Regions from separate parts of the Homo sapiens genome. Here region 1 is linked to region 2. A link is an interaction called in ENCODE POLR2A ChIA-PET data of the cell type or tissue named here. Cell type or tissue: PC-9. All regions are shown on one strand. Each heading gives the region's core, and the rest is flanking DNA. Links, peaks and the distances in the headings are about the cores only. Region 1 has its middle 13 kb from the start of AMZ2. Region 2 has its middle 5.4 kb from the start of TRR-CCG2-1.

What was found. ChIA-PET counts read pairs that join two places held together with the same protein. Peaks named below come from ENCODE experiments on the same cell type or tissue, not always from the same donor. Only the 100,000 strongest peaks of a DNase experiment are listed, where the experiment ranks them.
Region 1: POLR2A ChIA-PET joins it to region 2 with 11 read pairs; 5 of 35 experiments call an interaction of 5 or more read pairs at or near these places.

What each region holds. Positions count from the first base shown.
Region 1 is chr17:68,232,766-68,237,155 of GRCh38, reverse strand. It overlaps a transcript of AMZ2 not described here. Among named protein-coding and RNA genes, the nearest start is that of AMZ2, 13 kb to the left of the region's middle. RefSeq lists an enhancer at 1,449-1,508. In PC-9, for the core only: no CTCF peak of the experiment used is centred there; a DNase peak (open chromatin) is centred at 2,025; H3K27ac peaks cover 1,169 bases.
Region 2 is chr17:68,012,418-68,016,807 of GRCh38, reverse strand. No RefSeq gene overlaps it. Among named protein-coding and RNA genes, the nearest start is that of TRR-CCG2-1, 5.4 kb to the left of the region's middle. In PC-9, for the core only: a CTCF peak has its summit at 829; no DNase peak of the experiment used is centred there.

The DNA of each region.
Region 1 (4,390 bases), core at 254-4,253, 220 kb before region 2:
TAAGGATGGCTCATCACAGTGTTGTTTTTAATTCTGAAAAGCTGAAAGATGGATGCTCACCACTAGTGTTTATACATAAGTTCAATAAAGTTATGCTCTCACAATAAAATATTATGTAGTCATTAAAAAGAACAATCTCATGCTATGCGTATTATCATGGAAGGATGTCCCCAAGATCTTGCTGAAATGTTTTAAAAAGTCCCAAGCAGTGTATATATAATTTGAAGCTATTTATATAAAAATATGGGTGTATATGTGTGTAAAAAAGGATGTTTGGGCCGGGCATGGTGGCTCACGCCTGTAATCCCAACACTTTGGGAGGCCAAGGTGGGTGGATCATTTGAGGTCAGGAGTTGGAGACCAGCCTGGCCAACATGGTGAAACCCGTCTCTACTAAAATATATATAAAAAAAAAATTAGCTGGGATGTGGTGGTGGGTGCCTGTAATCCCAGCTACTGGGGAGGCTGAGGCAGGAGAATCACCTGAGCCTGGGAGACAGAGGTTGCAGTGAGTTGAGATCTCCCCAGTGCGCTCCAGCCTGGGCAACAAAGTGAGAATCCGTCTCAAAAAAAAAAAAAAAAAAAAAAAGGATGTTTGCCAAATGTTAATAATGTTAGAAGGAGGGCTTTTTGTGCTGTTTTACTTTCTTCTTGATATTTTTTAGCAATATTTATTTTGCAATGAGCATTTACTAGCTTTATTTTTTTTAACTATTTACCTTGAAAAAATTATGTAAATCTATACTTACTATATAAAATACATTTATTTTGTAGTGAGTGAAAATGAGGGTTACCAAACATATACATAGTATAATATCATGTTCATATGTTATAGTTTTATATATAAATTTACATAGTTTAAGTGTTTATAAACACAAAAATACATATTCACACATTTGATATATATAATGTGCATATAAATTTTACATGTATATATAAAACGTTTTAAAACATTTTTTTAAGATTACTCTTATATTTTGAATAATAATTGTATTTCCATTCTGGGGAAAAGAGTAATATTTTGGAAACCAGATGCAGTGGCTCATTCCTGTAATCCCAGCACTTTGGGAGGCCGAGGCGGGTGGATCACCTGAGGTTAGGAGTTCGAGACCAGCCTGGCCAACGTAACAAAACCCCATCTGTACTAAAAATACAAAAATTAGCCAGGCATGCTGGCGGGCACCTATAATCCCAGCTACTTGGGAGCCTGAGGCAGGAGAATCGCTTGAGCCCGGGAGATGGAGGTTGCAGTGAGCCAAGATTGTGCCACTGCATTCCAGCCTGGTGGACCAAGTGAGAAACTATCTCGAAAAAAAAAAAAAGTAAGATTTTGGGCTAAGTCTTGGAGGGGTAGGGACGGCCAGTCCACGGCAGCCCAGGCTGAGGGCACAGCACGTACCAAAAAGCCACAGCAGAGCAGGGTCACACGTGGCACACGCTGCTCCTGGCACCTGATAGCACCAGTGTTCTGTCCTCCTGGAAACTCTCCTCTTGCTTTTCTGGGTCACTGTTCTCTCTGGGCTGCCCAGTCAGCCAAGCAGGCACCGAGAGGGGCCCTGAGGGATTGAGGCTGTCCCGGATAGGGGCTCCGTAAGGGGGAAGCCAACCTACTTTGCAGTGTTCCTGAGGCTCAGGCCCGTGTGCCACAGTGAGAGGGCGCGAACTCCACGGTCTGTGGACTTGGGTTCAGCTGAGGCACCACCAGCTCCTGGGTGGCCCTCAGCCAAGGCACTTTACCTCCCTGGGACTCAGTGTGTTTATCCAGGGGTATGAACAATAAGAACCTCTGGCCCACAGGCTTAATGAGAGAATTAAATAAGACATGGGAACAGCTCCTTTCAACTGTTTATTACCAGAAGGTGCCCAATAACCAGGCATGGCAAAAGCCCAAAGGCAAAAACACAAAGCCCTGACATTTAACAAGTTGTTTTTTTGCTAAGAAACCAGCGCTGGAGACAAGTACTTGTGATATATCCTCGTGGTTGGATGTGTTGGTCACAAGTTCTAATTACGGAAATGCCCGCTGACAAAAGGGCCTGTTGATGTGAGTCACTATGAGTGGTTTCACTCTCTAGGCCTGGGCTGCTCCTAGGAATCATTTGCAGATACATCTATCTACCTATCTTTTTTCTTTTTTTTAAGATTGGAGTTTTGCTTTTGTTGCCCAGGCTGGAGTGCAATGGCACAATCTCGGCTCACCACAACCTCCCTCTCCTCGGTTCAAGCGATTCTCCTGCCTCAGCCTCCGGAGTAGCTGGGATTACAGGCACCCGCCGCAATGCCCGGCTAATTTTTGTATTTTCCTAGAGACAGGGTTTCACCATGTTGTTGGCCGGGCTGGTCTCCTAGCTATCTTTTTTTTTTTTTTCTTTTTTTTGAGACAGGGTCTCACTCTGTCACCCACTCTTCACTCTGTGAAGTGCAATGGCACCATCAGGGCTCACTTTAGCCTTGACCTTCTGGGCTCAAGCATTCCTTCCGCCTCAGCCCTCTGAGTAGCTAAGACTATAGGTGTGTGCCACCATGCCCAGCTAATTTTTTTATTGTTGTTTTGAATTGTAGTATAGATGTCTCACTATATTAACCAGGCTGGCCTTGAATTCCTGAGCTCAAGCAATCCTCCCACCTCGGCCTCCCAAAGTGCTGGGATTACAGGCATGAGCCACTGCACCCAGCCAATAAGATACATGTTTTTATTAAAATAATGCAGTGATTTTTTTTTTTTTGAGACAAGGTCACATTCCGTTGCCCAGGCTGTGCACTCACTGCAGCCTTGACCTCCTGGGCTCAGGCGATCCTTTCACCCCAGCCTCCATGTAGCTGGGACTACAGGTATGTGCCACCACACCTGGTTAATCTTAATTTTTTTTTTAGAGATGGAGTCTTGCTATGTTGCCCAGGCTGGTCTTGAGCTCCTGGACTCCAGTGATCCACCCGCCTCAGCCTCCCAAAGTGTGCCACCACACCCAGCTAATTTTGTATTTTAAGTAGAAACAGGGGTTCTCCATGTTGGTCAGGCTGGTCTCGAACTCCTGACCTCAGGTGATCTGCCTGCCTCAGCCTCACAAAGTGCTGGGATTACAGGTGTGAGCCACCGAGCCCGAATGCTACTTGTTCTTGTTACACATTTATATGCTGAAGAAATGGAATCTACGATTTGCTGTAGTAGCAATCCAGAAAAACAAAGCGTAGTTGTTGGAATAAAACACGACTTATTGACATTGAGTGTCACCTGGGGGTGACCCAGCACAGCAAGAATGGATCAGCTTAAGCAGGTGTGGTGGCGTGCACCTGTGGTCCTAGCTACTCAGGAGGCTGAGGTGGGAGGATCGCCTGGGCTCAGGAGGTTGAGGCTGCAGTAAGCCAAGATCATGCCACTGCACTCCAGCCTGGGCAACAGAGCAAGACCCTGTCCCAAAAAAAAATAAATAAAAATAATAAAAATAAATTAAAAATAAAAAATAAATAAAAGAATGGACCACCCTTGTAACATCCAAGCTCATAGAGAGAATGATGTAGAAAAACCCCAATGGCTTTGTATTGAATCATCACCCTCAGAGGGCTGGGGACATAGGTTCATAGATCAGCACCTTCACTCCCAGGAGGCAGGGGAAGACAATTTCTCTCTTTTTTTTTTTTTTTTTTTTGAGACATAGTTTCGCTCTTGTCGGCAGGTTAGAGTGCAGTGGTGCGGTATCGGCTCACTGCAACCTCCGCCTCCCAGGTTCGAGTGATTCTCCTGCCTCAGCCTCCCGAGTAGCTGGGATTACAAATGCCCACGACCACGCCCAGCTAATTTTTACGTTTTTAGTAGAGACGGGCTTTCTCCTTGTTGGCTAGGCTGGTCTCGACCTCCTGACCTCAGGTGATTCACTTGCCTCAGCCTCCCAAAGTGCTGGGATTACAGGCGTGAGCCACCACGCCCAGCCAGGAAGCCAATTTATAACAAGCTTTCTTGGTAAACATGGGTAATTAGTTGATGACCCTAATGGTCCCTACCCCTCAAAGTTTGGTGCATCCTCTTTGTCCCAGCCATGTGAGGACACAACATGTAGCTGGCCATCTGGGGACCAGGAAGAGAGCCCTCCCCAGAACCCAACCATGCTGACACTTGACTTTGGACTTCTTAGCCTCTGCTGTGAGTGATGAATGCTTGTTGTGTAATCCACCCAACCTGTGATACTCTGTGGTAGCAGCCCAAGCTGACTAAGACACTTGGCAAGTGCATCTCCACAATAAGATCCAAGCCATCTCAGCCTGGAAGTTGATGCTTCCAGATGGTGTTGAGGAGAATGAACAAAGTTTGTCTCTCTTTTTTTTGAGACAGAGTCTTGCTCTGGCTGGAGTGCAGTGGTGCAATCTCAGCTCACTGAAACCTCCACCCCCTAGG
Region 2 (4,390 bases), core at 115-4,114:
TTGAGAGGCCAAGGCGAGCAGATCACGAGGTCAAGAGATCGAGACCGAGCACTTAGTGCTGAATGTTTAAACCAGAAAGCATTAATAAATACAGAAGACCAAGAATAATTTCCAGTTCAATTTCTGGTAGGTATCTCAGAGTTGAATATTGGTGGCCACATTAGGTCCTTGGATGCAGTAGGTATTCAAAAAATCTGAACTGAGGCCAGGTGAAGTGGCTCATGCCTGTAATTCCAACACTTGGGGAAGCCGAGGCGAGAGGATCACTTGAGCCCAGGAGTTCAAGACCAGCCTGGGAAACACGGTGAAATCCCCATCTCAACAACAAAATTAAAAAAAAAAAATTAGCCTGGTGTGCAGTAGCACACACCTGTGGTCCCAGCTACTCAGGATGCTGAGGTCAGAGGATCCCTTTAGCCCAGGAGATTGAGGCTGCAGTGAGCTGTGTTCATGCCACTGCACTCCAGCCTGAGTAACAGAGCGAGACGCTATCTCAAAACAAACAAAACGGCCAGATGCAGTAGCTCACGCCTGTAATCCCAGCACTTTGGGAGGTCGAGGCAGGCAGATCACAAGGTAAGGAGTTCGAGACCAGCCTGGTCAATATGGTGAAAGCCCGTGTCTAATAATAATACAAAAATTAGCCGGGCATAGTGGCACGGTCCTGTAGTCCCAGCTACTCAGGAGACTGAGGCAAAAGAATCGCTTGAACCCGGGAGGCGAAGGTTACAGTGAGCAGAGATTGCGCCACTGCACTCCAGCCTGGGCGACAGAGTGAGACTCTGTCTCAAAAAAAAAAACAAAACAAACAAACAAAAAAAAACTAAACTGCATGGTCTCCTGTCCCCCACCTGCAGGCAGCGTCTGGAAATTACAGACAGTGACAATGTATCCTTGGTCCCTCAAATGCACAGATATTGGAATGTGCAGCCCCCAAGGCTGGGCACAACAAACTCATCCTGGGTTCTCTGCCCTTTGAGCTTCTGACAGCGGCTCAGTCCTCCACGGTGCTCATCTGCCTCTCCCACCTCCTTCCCCTCCTTTAGCCTCCTTGTGAGCCCAGCTCCTTCTCTCTGGAAGATGTTTCTAGCCTCACTCACCATAGTCCATTGAGCTGGAGTCAGCAAACAGTGATTGAGTGCCTTTACTTTGTCCCTCTGCTGGCTCTTGCCTCGGAGTCCAAAAACATTCTGCAAGGCTGGGCGTAGTGGCTCAAGCCTGTAATCCCAGAGTTTTGTGAGGCCGAGGTGGGCAGATCACCTGAGGTCAGGAGTTCAAGACCAGCCTGGCCAACATGGTGAAACCTGTCTCTACTAAAAATACAAAAAGTAGCCAGGCGTGGTCACACATACCTGTAATCCCAGACACTCAGGAGGCTGAGGCAGGAGAATCGCTTGAACCCACGAGGCAGAGGTTTCAGTGAGCTGAGATCACACCATTGCACTCCAGCCTGGGTGACAGAGCAAGACTCCGACACAAAAAAAACAAAAAAAGAAAAACATTCTGCAGGTTGCAGGTTCTCCACCCATTCCAAGCTCAGCCCCGGGCCTATGGCGCTTCTCACAAGTCCTGTTTGCCCTCTCTCCGAGCAGTCAGGCTGCATCATGAGTGTTGTCTACGTGTCCAGAGTCTCCTCTTCACTTGCTGTCCTCCCTCCACTGCCACCTGACACACTCCTCCCCAGCAGTGGCCTCTTCATAGACAAATTTAAGGAACACCTTTCAGTCCTTGTCTTGCTTAACTTAGCCCTGACATTTGAAACTCCTAACGAATCTTTCTTCTGGAAACACACTTTTTCTAGGCTTCCAGGAAATCTTTTTCTTGGTTCTCCAGACAACTCCTTAGACTCCTTGACCAACTCCCTCTTGTTGCCAATGATGGAAACAAACCAGCCCTACCTAAACAAAGCACATTATAACTCACTGGAAAGATAGAGGGGAGGGGGTGCCCACTAAACCACTAAAGAGACAGGAGGTGGGGAGCTGTAGGACCAGGTTTGGGAACCTGCAAGAATCAAGACCAGAGCCCCTGAAATAGCAAGAAGCTGGAAGCACAACAAATGTCAGAGCCAGATGGCCGTCACTGTAGTCAGCGCCTCTGATTGATTGTTTGTTTGTTTGTTTGTTTGTTTGAGATGGACTCTTGCTCTGTTGCCCAGGCTGGAGTGCAGTGGCAGGATCTCGGCTCACTGCAACCTCCATCTCCTGGTTCAAGCAATTCTCCTGCCTCAGCCTCCTAAGTAACTGAGACTACAGGCTCTCGCCACCATGCCCAACTAATTTTTTATATTTTTAGTAGAGACGGGGTTTTACCATGTTGGTCAGGCTGGTCTCGAACTCCTGACTTCAGCTGATCCACTTGCCTTGGCCTCCCAAAGTGCTGGGATTACAGGTGTGAGCCACCATGCCCGGCCAATTTTTGTATTTTTAGTAGAGATGGGGTTTCACCATGTTGGCCAGGCTGGTCTGAAACTCCTGACCTCAAATGGCCCACCCATCTCAGCCTCCCAAAGTGCTGGGATTACAGGCATGAGCCACCATGCCTGGCCACGTCTGATGGTTTTCATCATCCTCGGGCCACTTGCTCCTGAATCAAGGTTCCAGACAAAAATCTTACAATTAGTCCAGCTTTGGCCAGGCTCAGTGTGTTGGTTAATATTGAGTGTCAACTTGATTGGATTGAAGGATACAAAGTGTTGATCCTGGGTGTGTCTGTGAGGGTGTTGCCAAAGAAGATTAGCATTTGAGTCAGTGGGCTGGGAAAGGCAGACCCACCCTTAACCTGAGTGGACACAAGCTAATTAGCTGCCAGCAGAGCTAGAATATAAGCAAGCAGAAATATGTGAAAAGAGAGACTAGCCTAGTCTCCCAGCCGACTTTCTCCCATGCTGGATGCTTCCTGCCCTCGAATATCTGACTCCAAGTTCTTCAGTTTTGGAACTTGGACTGCCTCTCCTTGCTCCTCAGCCTGCAGACCGCCTTTTGTAGGACCTTGTGATCATGTGAGTTAATACTTAATAAACTCCTATAATACTTAATATACTTAATACTTAATAAACTCCTATATATAGTTCTGTCCCTCTAGAGAAACCTAACACACTCAGTGACTCACACCTGTAATCCCAGTACTTTGGGAGGTTCAGGAAGGAGAATGCCTTGAGCCCCAGAGTCTCCATCTCCTTCTCCCTCTCCTTCCCCCTCCCTCTCCCCTTCCTCTTCTTCCTCTTCTTCTTCCTCTTCCTCTTCTTCTTGTTTGAGATAAGATCATTGCCAAGGCTGGAGTGTAGTGGCACAATTGTAGTGGCACTGCTTCTCAACCTCCTGAGTGAGGATCACACCACCACACTCCTGCCTGGGTGACAGAGCAAGACCTTGTCTCTGAAAACAAACAATAAACAAACAAAAAACTCTGCTGTGATAGAGGTGAATTGTCTGTTTTATCCTGATAATTCTGCTTCCTTTATTCCCGTGGTTCTCAACTGGGCCAATTTTGCTCCCCAAGTAACATTTGGCAATATCTGGAGATTTGCAATTGTCACAGTGGAACTGGAAGGGGTTGCTATTAACATCTAGTGGGCAGAGGTCGGGGATGCTGCTTAACATCTTAAACCACACAGGACAGTCCCCCACAAAAAAATGATGATCCAGGCCGAGCGCGGTGGCTCACGCCTGTAATCCCAGCACTCTGGGAGGCCGAGGCGGATGGATCACCTGAGATCAGGAGTTCAAGACCAGCCTGAGCAACATGATGAAACCCCGTCTCTACTAAAAATACAAAAAGTAGCCAGGTGTGGTGGTGGGTGCTTGTAATCCCAGCTACTTGGGAGGCTGAGGCAGGAGGATCGCTTGAACCCAGGAGGCAGAAGTTGCAGTGAGCCGAGATCGTGTCATTGCACTCTAACGTAGGTGACAGAGCAAGACAATGTCTCAAAAAAAAAAAAAGATGATCCAGCCCAAAATGTCAACTGTGTCAAGGGGAAGAAACTGCCGTAAAGCCTTGGAAACAGGGATGGTATGATGAATTATTGATAGGCCACAGTAAAACATTTAGGGCCACATTGATTGTCCCTGTTTTAACGATTTCTTCTTTCTCCCCATGCACTTTCAGGGGCAAAGTAAGGACATAAGTCAAAGGTGGTTCCAAATAGACATCTGGGAATCTTAGGGTGTAATATGGCCCTCGTGGAGGCCCTTGCTGAGTTTAGGGCCTGATTCTGGAACCCTAGCATTGCCAAGAGAGGCAGGCTGCCAGGTGAGAAGACAAATAATGGGAGAGCCCAAATATGTTGGAATTCATTTGATAGTATCTAAGCTGGGGCGATTTTCCCCACTAGCATTACATGACTATGGATCCAGTTATTTGGAGAAATCCATTTCCTCCACAGGGAATA